2 separate regions of the Mus musculus genome follow, and region 1 is linked to region 2. A link is a loop called in an ENCODE intact Hi-C map of the cell type or tissue named here. Cell type or tissue: left cerebral cortex. All regions are shown on one strand. Each heading gives the region's core, and the rest is flanking DNA. Links, peaks and the distances in the headings are about the cores only.

Region 1 (5,380 bases), core at 147-5,146, 69 kb after region 2:
AAGGCTGGGGAAGCCCTGTGTGTGGATCGGAATATGCTGGGCACTGGGCCTCTGTGTTTGCAGCTGAGGAGAGATAAGAATGGCACACAGATGGCATATCAGTCTGTCCTGAAGCCATCAACTCAATGCATCAACTCAATGCAAAGACCTTCTGTTGTTGGAATTAGAGGAAGAAGATGCTTAGTGCTGTTGAGTGGCAAGAAAGAAAAGAGAATCATCAGAGAGGGGGAGCCCTTTCCCAGGAGCAGTAAGTTGTTTTATTCAACTAAATAAAAGCCCAAGGAAGTTTACTAGCAGATCCTAGGCAGATAGATAAGCTGAAGTCAGACTGCGGGTAGTTTCAGTGTCTGACTAAGAGACTGGCAGTGGGAAGCTAATAAAGAATCAGCTGAAGGCACCTGCAAATAGGGCCGTGCCTCAGAGTGATTAATGCAGCTGCTGTGTAGGGTGAACTCAAGTGGAGAAATGCAGCAGAGAGAGACATACATCAAGTATGAGGATATTGTAACAGACCAGATGAAAGACCAGATAGCTCTGAGTTAACAAAGGTGACACACAGGCTATGAGCTATTCCAAAATCAAAACCAGCAGGCTCTTGGATAACGTGGGTTTTGAGGAGCAATGAAGGGGAATGCAAAGCAAAGGGCTCACGTTTAAAAGAAGATGCCGAGATGCCATCTTGGAGTATGCAGTTGTGGTGGTTTGAATGTGCTTGGCCCAGGGTGTGGTGCTATTAGGAGATGTAGCCTTGTGGCTTTGTTGGAGGAAGTGTGTCACTATGGAGGTGGGTAATGAGACCTTCCTCCCAACCATGTGAGAGTCAGTCTTTTCCTAGCTGCCTTTGGAGCAAGAAGAGGAACTCCTCCAGCTCCATGCCTGCCGGGATACCCCCATACTCCCACCTTGATGATAATAGACTGAACCTCTGAACCTGTAAGCCAGTCCCAATTTAAATGTTGTCCTTTATAAGAGTTGTCTTGGTCATGGTGTCTGTTTAGAGCAGTAAAACCCTAAGACAGTAGTTGTTTGTTAGGACTATCCTGACAGAATAGCCACTTTCTACACAGCTCAAGATCACTGTTCTGAAGACTCTAAGTTCAAGATCAAGGTCCTGAGTGGAGCTAGTCAAGCCTTTCCTTCTGGCTTGAAAATGGCAACCTACTTGCCTTTCTTCCTTATGGTCTTCTCACGGTGTGAATACACCACTGATATTGCCCCTTGCCTCATTTCCTCTTCAGGCCATCCATCGGATTAATTAGGGCCCTGTCTCCAAAGACAGTTCCCTTTTAAAGAGGCTTTGACATATGAGTGACCCAGCTCAGCCTATGGTAAGTGAGGAGCTTGAGGTCCTGTGGACACATGGAGGTGTCTAGAAAGTGGCTTGAGGCATGGACTGGAGCATCGGGGACTGGAAATGGGAAGCTCAAGATCATGGAGCAAGCACATGAGATGAAGTCAGGAGAGAAGATCAGTCTCAGGTCACAGTGAAAGGCAATAAGAAGGTAACAATAGCTGTCGTGTGTTGATCTTACTATTTATCAGTTCAGGGCTAAGTCCTGTGCAGGCTTGGATCAATGGCTATGAAAGGGGGATCTTTACTGATGCCCTCAATATCATTTACCCTGAGTAGGTAAGGGAGCAGAAGTTTGTAAAGTGACTTTTTAAAGGTTTAATAAATAGTTCAGAGTAGGAGAAGCAGACTATAAAATTGTACGTCAAACGTCAAAGAAGATGCTTAAACTGTGAGACGCACTGAGACCAAGGAAAGCGAGCAGAAGGAAAAGAATGAAAGCAGAGGTAGGATGAGCGTTTGTGGAGGAGTTGGAGCACGTGTGAGAGGAAGAGGGAGGTCAGAAAGAAAAGCCAGGAGACCAGAGGACTACAGTGGAAGGTGACTGTGGGGCATAGGGATCAAGGCCAAGTACAGCAGAAGGCTAAGAATTAAAAATACACCCGTGGGCCGGGTAGCAGAGAGCTGCGGGTAACCTTTATGAGAGTTGGTGTTCTGCAGAGCTGGAGGCTGGTGACAGATGGCAATGTGTGGAAGGGAGAAAGGGAAGCGAAACAGAGGAGGAGGTGGCAAGCTTCGTCATGAGAAGGACAGAGAGCCGGCTGTGGTTGCAAGGGGAAGCTGAACCAAGGGAAATTTATTTTCAGAACGGGACAGAAAGCATCCGCAGTATTAGTTGGTAAGGAAGAGAAAACATAAGTTCTGAAGGTTAGAGAGAAGAGACAGTCCAATGAAACTTCTGCAGAGGTGAGGGGACAGGAGCTCAGGTCGAGGTGTGTTTCTGAAGGGACTCGGAGATGTGAGAGAACTCACTAAGGAAAGGTGATGATGGATGAGGCATGGGGTGAGCTCATCTGAACCAAGAGTTGCCTCACAGCAAATGAGATCTTCTGATGAGTTGGGTAAGTCTGAGGAGAGACTGAAGCACCTGCTGTATCAACCCATAGATTGCAGATGATACCTGAGTTTAACAGAGGCTCTGGTCAAACCGGCTCCGAGAATCTTCTGACACGAAAACTCTCTGGCATCTTATTTTGAGATGTCGAATGCAACACCATAGACTTCAACACAGTTTTTTTTTCAGCATGGTTTCTCTGAGGCAGAGTGGAGAATGCGAGTGCCTAGCAATACAGAAGCCACAGCTTGGGCTGGGAAGACTTGGGGCAAACCGAGGCCTGAGAATGGATTCAAGTGGATATAGTAGGATGTTGGGCTTCGTGTGAGCTCTCTATATACCTGAATATACACACCATTTCCAACCAGACAGTATTTAGGGAAGGGCTTCTATATAAAGAGCACTGTCAACTCTTGGGAGATGGCTGTTGTAAAGATTTTCTAGTTTGTCGTCATGCATTCTCACCTTTAACCTATGACAGAAGCACAGGCATGTGTAGAACCTGGACTAACAATGGCTAAGTGCTGGTCACATGCCTTCCCATATTGACTTTGCAGATGCTTTTAATTCTTTAGAGTTAGACTGGGTAATAACTAAATCACAGAATCAAGGTACTCAGCCACTAGCAATCTGTCTTGGTAACACTGAGAACCAATTAATTAGAAGGTAATTTAATAACATTGCCTCTACATCATCCACATGATATAGCTGAGGATGCTGGGCTTTTGGAAGTCACAGTTATTGTCTGGAGAAAGCCCAGGTATGAGTGTACTGCCCTGTGTGGGAGTAGGTCACAGATATGCAGCTGTTCTCTGGACCTTGTCCTGTCTCCTGAGAGCATTGCCCAATGACTAAGTGATGCTCTGTTTGGACACTGGGGTAATTCCTCCAAGGGAATTCAGTTCAGTCAAAGGAGAGCTCGGTTTAAGAGTTTGAATCTTGTATGAAGTAGATGTTGAAGTAAGAAAACAGAAGTAAGAAAACAGGTTTCACAGATGATGCAAGGTTGTGCACACCAGAAAAAAAGCCAGAGGGGAACAGGGATCCCGAGGCTGTGATATCTCCCAGGGCCAGGCAGTAGCTTAAGGCTGATTTCCTCCTTTAAGGTATATGTGGGTTGGTTCTCATGTATTGAAAATCAATCAGTGCTGGGGAAACTGTCAAAGGGTTTTCTTGGGTCTAGTATTGTAGCCAGGACCATGGCTTTATGCAGGCGAGCTTGCAGACAGTACTTGAGTTTACAGAGGCCAAGGTCAAACCTGTTTCAAGACTCTTCAGACACAAAACTTCTCTGGCATCTTATTTTAAGATGACGAGTGCAATACCATAGATTTCAACTTTTTTTTTTTAATGGAGCTAATAAAAATTCAGCACGGTTTCTCTGAGGCAGAGTGGAGAGCGTGAGCGCCTGGCTGCACGTGCTCCAAAGTAAGAGCTTTTTAGGCTGTTCCACAGGTGCATGATTTAAAAGTTAAACCCCATTGTCCTCAAATGAGAGACTATGGGAACACTGGATGGAGAAGATACTTGGAGGTTGTTTAGTCTGCGTGCAGTAAAAAGAAAGCCCAGGGCCTACATGGAGTTCTACCCAGGGTTGCCAGATGAGTAAGTAAATATGTCCCTGGTCTTCCTTTTGCCCAAGAGCCCAAAGACTTATTTATATTTACTACTTAGTGAGCACTTTCAAAATCGACTCAATATATCCGATAGACATTTAAATGCAAATTGAGACCCCAGAGAGGATTTATACAGGATGAGGGCTGGTACTATAACAGAGAGATGATCATATCAGAAATAGACTGAGGGACTCCACTGCTTTAATGCAAAGCTGACTTCCCTGCCAGCCAAAGCAGAAAGGAAAGAAGAGAAAACCAAATCAAACCAAACCAAACCAATAGCGAAACAACCATGAAGTCTATACAAGAAATGCTGAATGAGCGACCATTCCCTTTGAAAGCTTCTGGTTTTCAAGGAGGAAAGCTCCAAGAGGGACTTGTTGAGTGTGTTATGGTATGATACTGGCAGCAGCTAAGTTTGCGTTGCTGTACTCACAGTATCTGATAGAAGCAACTTTATTTGGGGTCAGCATAGTTTCATTCCATCATGGCAGGAAAAGCGTGGCACAGTCACTCAGCTCATGACCAGGAGCACATGGCGGAGGCCGTTCATCTCACAAAGACCAGGGACCAGAGCCTAACTGGAAACATCTGTGGTACCAGAGCCTCAGTGCCTATTCTTAGTGACTGACTCAGCTACCTAGGTCCTAGCTCCTAAAAGCTCCCTGAATAGCACCGCCAACTGGGGAACCAACATCAAAGCCATGAGCCTGATGAGGGCTATGCATGACAATGGATAATAACAGCCAGCTCTATGACTGCTGTTTCCTATATTGACTCTTCAAATATCGAACATGATCCACAGTCGCACTGGTGGAAAAGAATTCTAAAGAGAGCTTGATGTAGTCTGTGTGTAAATGCCTTTGTGGTTTGACTTGAAGGACAGATTGGCTTGTCACTTCTATCCAAGGAAGTCCCTAGCTTGATGTGACAGGCAGGAGCCAAAGTCATAAGATGAACAGTGCAATGAAAGGTGCTCATTTTACTCAAATGTGGGAGTGGAAGGAGACAAACTTAAGGAGCTTAACTGGTACAGAGAATACTACACGATGAAAGGAACCTGGCTATATAAAGATGCATGGTACATAACCCCAAATCAGAAGGGTTTGGGGTGTTTTTAGATGGAATCTCTGAGGGAATTTCTTCTCCCAGCAAGGCACTTCAGACTGTGATCCTAGACATTGATATAAGTACATATTTTATTATACTTTATATGAGTTTCTTACCTTTTTTTTAAAAAACCAGGAATTAGATGACTGATAATTCAAAATCGGGGTCCCTCCTAAGCACTTAAAGGACAGTCATTGTAGACTGAGAGAGTAATTCTAATCTCTTTTATTCTTAGCAGGTAGGCATTTA
Region 2 (5,380 bases), core at 165-5,164:
GCCATCACACCAGCTTGGGGATGGGGAATTTTAATCCTTCTCTTCCTCTCCCATGACATCAGGGCACAGGTGCTAAACTACCCCAGAGTCAGCAAGGTCAGCTTCATTTTACTGAGCTGTCACTCATACTGAAGGGGCCTGCCCTCCTGTGTCCGGTATGCAAAGCATCTTTCCTGGCCACTCCGGTAATCTTTGCAGCCTCAGCCTCATCAACTCTGCTTCATGCTGTTCAGTAAGTATGTGTGCAAGTGCTATAGGGAACAGACGCCTGTCGTTTGAAGAAGTCTCTGCCATATCTGCTGTCATCCTCTGCTTTCCCGCAAAATTAATGTTCTTCCAGATGCAAATTCCTTCCCGAGCCTCTCTACCTGTTAGTGGCATATGGCAGAAGATCTGAACCCGGGCCGGGGGCATGAAGACATCTTTGAGGAAGAGAGAAGGGATATTTTGTCTGAAAAACATAAGGATCCAGCAAACACCTGTGTTATGCGTTGTTCTAAATATGCAGTCTTGTGCTGATGTGTGTTTATGTGGTCAGGAGGAGAGACAGCATCCAGAGGGGGAATCTATATCCCATTATCCCCACCCAGACTCTAACCGGCATATCCCAGAAGCCCCAAGCTAGGGCTAATTTGGGACACTGAATGGATTCCTTGTGCAATCAAAGTCTATCTGTCCCAGAGGACAGGGAGTAAGCTGTGTGAGTTGAGTATGGTATGTCCCTGAGGGTGGTTTCCAGGCTATGTAGCCACCAACAGCCTGCTGACCCTACCACACTCACACTCAAACTCACATTCAGCATTTGCACAGAGAAGGGGCAGATTCACAAGTCACCGTCAGATTCTGTCTCTCAGAGCTGAAAAGAAGTGTGCTAGCCTCCTGTCCTCCTTCCTAAGCTGGCTGCTTAGTTTCTCATGTGGCTGAGTTGATTTTCTCGATCAGGCTAATTTAGACAAATTTTCCCGAAGCCGAGGGTAGACAGGGTTAAGATTAAAAATGGTTCTGACTTTTGACAACTGAAGGCCAAGAACCTGCCAGCCTCTTACAGCATGGGAAGCTTTAAAAAGCTGAGGAACAGGCCTGAGGTCATGTTTGGGTCAAAGACAGGAAGGACTGAGGGTAAAGTATTTTACCTTTCTATCTGGTACTTAATATGCCTCCTAATTGCAGGACATTCCTTAGGCATCGCCACACACGTAATTTCTGCTAATTGGCTTATGTAACACATGCATGATTATTGCTTTTCAATGGAAGCAACTCTGTGCATTTCCTGTGCTTCTTTCCCTAGTTCCGTACTCTGTGGGTGGTTTGGCCCCGGGTTTGGTGTTCCCTAGACCTTTCGATTCTGATTTTTAACTCCAAACATTTCTCCAAATTCTACGCAGTGTCAATGGAAAACAATTAGATAACGCAATCAACAGGCTGGAGAGAAGAAGTTTGGTTTGGAGTGAGAATCTCTGTGCAGTTAGCAAAATACAGTTACACTAATTTATATTGCTTGTATTCCATCTGCTTTCTGGTTTAAAACGTCTTGGATTGCCTCAGACTCTGTATATGTAATATTTTCCATTTACAAAAATGTCCTGCATCACCCATCAGCGCCCCCCCCCCGCTCTTTCTTTCTTTCTTTCTTTCTTTCTTTCTTTCTTTCTTTCTTTCTTTCTTTCTTTCTTTCTTTCTTTCTTTTTAAAGAGAGCTTTTGAAAACTGATACTGGCTAGTCTGTGATTTGGTTCTTGATCTTATAGGTAGAGCCTAACAAGATCATCGAGGGGGACTTTGAGGACTGAGATGTCTGTGTTGTGGACTCAGTGCAAATTCTACCCCAAAAGCCAGGAGCTTAGAGCCGCTGAGCTTTGCAGCAGCGCTCACGTTATTATCCAGAAAATTCCTCCTGCGCCTCTGTCTTTCTACCACCGACCCCTGGTTATGCTTTAATGCAAGCTGCCTACATGCCTTCATGGAACTGCTAATTGCTTTGGAGCCATAGAAGCATGGATGTTTATAAACTTTTTTTTCTTCCTTACTTGGGTTACAAAAGGATGGCGTAGGAATGGATGAAAATTGATGATTACAGGAAAATGTCATGCAAGCAACGGAAGTCTCTGGGATTCCCGGAGGCGAGGGGAATGGATGTAGAGAGTGGATGTAGGGGTGAAGGTGGGGGTTCTGTCTGAGGACATGGCACTTCAGGGGGTGGTTGTGGAGGTGGGACTGGGGGTGGTGGAGGTGAGAAAGTGGAGGCTCTCTCAGAGGACTTGGCTCTCTCAGTCTGCTTGTTTTCTTGCCAGCAGCTGGACAGTTCGCTTTTGTTGACAGTATTGGGAAAAGAAGGGAAGAATGCCACAGAGGCAGGAAGGGGGCTCATCGATTCCAGCTTCACTGCCTGGATTTTCACGGGATAAATAGGACTGTTTGGAAGGCTAATTTACAGGCCCTTTTTATGGTAATAAACATTGTTTAGAAGACAACTGAAAGTTCTTCGTCTTAAGACATGAGAAAGAATTCCTGTCTTGCCTCTTGGAACACAGCACTATTTATTTAGTTTACACTTTACCCTGCAAAACTGTCTTCTATGAACACGATGATGTCTTACATTTGCATGCTACTTTCTAGCTGAATTTCATGGGCGTTATTTCTCTGTTGAAGAGCATCTTTATGTTATTGGTGCAGGTGTAGGAATGAAGAGAAAAGCAATTTATATGGGAAACACGTCAAGATGGAGGACCTAGGGCCAGGTAAAAGGCTTGTGGCTATAAATAGCACCTGTCAGTTTAAGATACTCCTGACTTGCCTAGGAGATTTTCTGGACAAACCTCCTAGAAAGGAGCCTGCATGTGTTTTGTTGGAGAAGTCTCATCTTCTAGAAGCAGCACTTGTCCCAGAAATGCTCTACTGCTTCAAAGCTGCTTGAAGCCATGCCTAAGGTGTCGGCAAAGTGCCATGCACACGCCCTGGCTGGGCTCTACGGAAAGACCATCCAGTCATTACTATCGTCTCTTTGCCAGCTTAGCCTAGGGAAGGGCTCAAAGATAGATATTACTTCCAAATAGCAGCTTGGCTCTATTTTGGGGACTTTCAGTATTTCTATATTACCGGCTGACATTCTGAAAGAGTCAGAGACAGACAGGTTTGATGAGCCATGGAAAACATAAAGAACCTCAGGTTTGGTGTCTGTGTAGGGATGTCACTTTCCCTGTGTTTGACTACAGTGTGGAGCTCAATGTGGGGTTGCTGCTTCTCCAGCCTCTTAGGAAAGGTGACACTCCTTGAATGTGTAGGGTCAACGCTATCCTTACTTGAGCTTGACATATTCATGATTTTGTTGTGCCTTCCTGGTCAATTGCCAGAGTTTAATAGAATGCCCTAGAACTGACACTCCTTCTTCAATTGTAATGGGTAATACTGATTTCCTACTTTCCAAGCTCTCGGATCGCTTAGGAGACAAACCTTTGGCATATCTGTGAGGCATTTTTCTAGTCTGCATTAATGGAGGTGGAAACACCCACTTCCAATGTGGGCAGCGCCATCCACGGGGAAGCGGAACACGAGCACTCACCTCTCTGTTTCTCGACTTCGGATGAGATGTGACTCATGCGGCCGACGGGGCGGAGTAGGATGGTGTGACATTCTGTGATGCTACTCAAAATGATACATATCTTAAAACTTGAGAACTACTTATTTATAGAACCTTTCGTTTAAACATCTGAGAGGGTAGTTAGTCCCAGGTGAGGCGGCCTGTCAGAATGGAGAGCTCAGACGAGAAGGGGAACTACCTGGTATGAGTGTCAGGTCTGGAGGACTCAACCCTCATGAATGGAATTAATGTCTATTTGGATAACTGACAGATTCCTGCCTTCCGGAATAAAATGCACATTGCTTTGGGGAAAGTTTCAGGTTCATAAGTTCTTCATCCAGGGTCCTTTCAGTAGATAGGTGAGGGATTATCTGGAACAGGCAAGGGCCCTTAATGTCATTGTGCGTCATCATGCCAGTGTCTCTAAAACCTTACCTCTTAACCTCTCCTCATCTTTTACCAGTTGCTGGTCCTGTGATCCTCCTGGGACAGTAAAGCCACACAGGGCAGCAAGAGCAGCCTTTCTGTTGCCGGAGATATTCTGTGGGTATTGATTCGGCTCCCTCTGACTTACTTACAATGAGCTCCCAACACAATCGAAGTGATGTATAAAACCGTGAGGCTGGAGCTTCGGCCAAGCAGAGGCAGTATGCAATACATAAAAGCTGGAAGCCCCCCTTCCCCCCCCCCCCCCCCGCCGCGCTTCTGTGACACTTCCAGCTGGAAGATGAATCGGAGCCACACATTCCAGCTCTGCTTGGGTAGCACGGAAATATGCAAGCTGCAATCATCTAGGTATGCTCACTACAGCTAAAGTGGTGCTGTGGTGCCAGTGCCACGTGCCGCGAAGGCTGCCAGCGAGCATTTTTTCCAAGGACCGATTATTGGGAAATTCAGCCTTTCCTCCTCTCGCTCCCCAACCATTCATGGAAAGGTTGCCATGTGCCAGGAAGCCCGACTATTTCAGTCAGTCATGAAGCCATCTAAGCACAGGTGTTGGAAGAGGTCAGCCTTTGAGCCGTGATTTAATACTTAAAGGTTTGTGGATAGTACCTTTTACATTAGTTGCCTAAGTGTTAGAAGGGTCCCTAGTGTGGGGTGAACACGTCCTCATAGTTAAATCGGGAGGCTTTCTCTTAAAAGTGCTCAGTGTGGACCAAAAGTTACATAAGCGCTTTGCCTTAAAGGCTATCCAGTTGGTCTTTCACTTTAGTTCAGGCTTAAAGAACAAAAATAGCTTTCTGGTTTTGTCTCCTTCTGGACGAGTGGCCATCTGTTTACCGTTTAATATCACCAGCTCATGACTTTTCAAGGAACTGCGCAGGATTTCATGGTTGTGCATCAGGGACTTCCTTCCCCTAGTTCACTCTTCCACTGTGGTCCCTTCCACCGGGATAACACAAAAGCACTTCCCTGTCTCTTTTGGTTTATCTGTGACCTGCCCCCAAAAACACATATATGTTATTTTAACTCGGCAGTTCATAACCTGTGGGTCACGACCCTTGATGTGTCAGATATCTTGTATATCAGATATTTTCATTATAATTAAAAAACTGTAGCAACATTAGTTATGAAGGAGCAATGAAATCATCTTGTGGTTGGGTGTGGGGTGGGTCACCACGACATGAGGGACTGTATTAAAGGGCTGTGGTGTTAGGAAGGTTGAGAACCACTGCTCTGATCCCTTTTTTTTTAACATTCGAACCTTCCAGAAGCCTGACCAGACTTGGAACTGAAGCACCTTAAGGACAAAAGAAAGACTTGCTGAGCTCGCTCACAGACCTTCTAGAGCAGCGCTGGGCTC

Evidence for each region. A loop is a pair of places that touch in the nucleus more often than their neighbours do. Peaks named below come from ENCODE experiments on the same cell type or tissue, not always from the same donor. Only the 100,000 strongest peaks of a DNase experiment are listed, where the experiment ranks them.
Region 1: a loop joins it to region 2, with 4 times the contacts of the local background. A loop is called at or near these places in 3 of 42 quality-filtered maps.

The regions. Positions count from the first base shown.
Region 1 is chr13:97,557,795-97,563,174 of GRCm38, forward strand. It overlaps Gm5086 (predicted gene 5086), which reads left to right and starts at 2,206. Exons shown (of 3, transcript NR_046157.1): 1 at 2,206-2,412. In left cerebral cortex, for the core only: a CTCF peak has its summit at 4,739; DNase peaks (open chromatin) are centred at 2,032, 2,572 and 4,616; H3K27ac peaks cover 5,000 bases.
Region 2 is chr13:97,489,117-97,494,496 of GRCm38, forward strand. It overlaps Lncenc1 (long non-coding RNA, embryonic stem cells expressed 1), which reads left to right. Exons shown (of 2, transcript NR_110432.1): 2 at 5,289-5,380. Among named protein-coding and RNA genes, the nearest start is that of Gm41030, 35 kb to the right of the region's middle. In left cerebral cortex, for the core only: no CTCF peak of the experiment used is centred there; DNase peaks (open chromatin) are centred at 3,010, 3,582, 4,429 and 4,713; H3K27ac peaks cover 2,983 bases.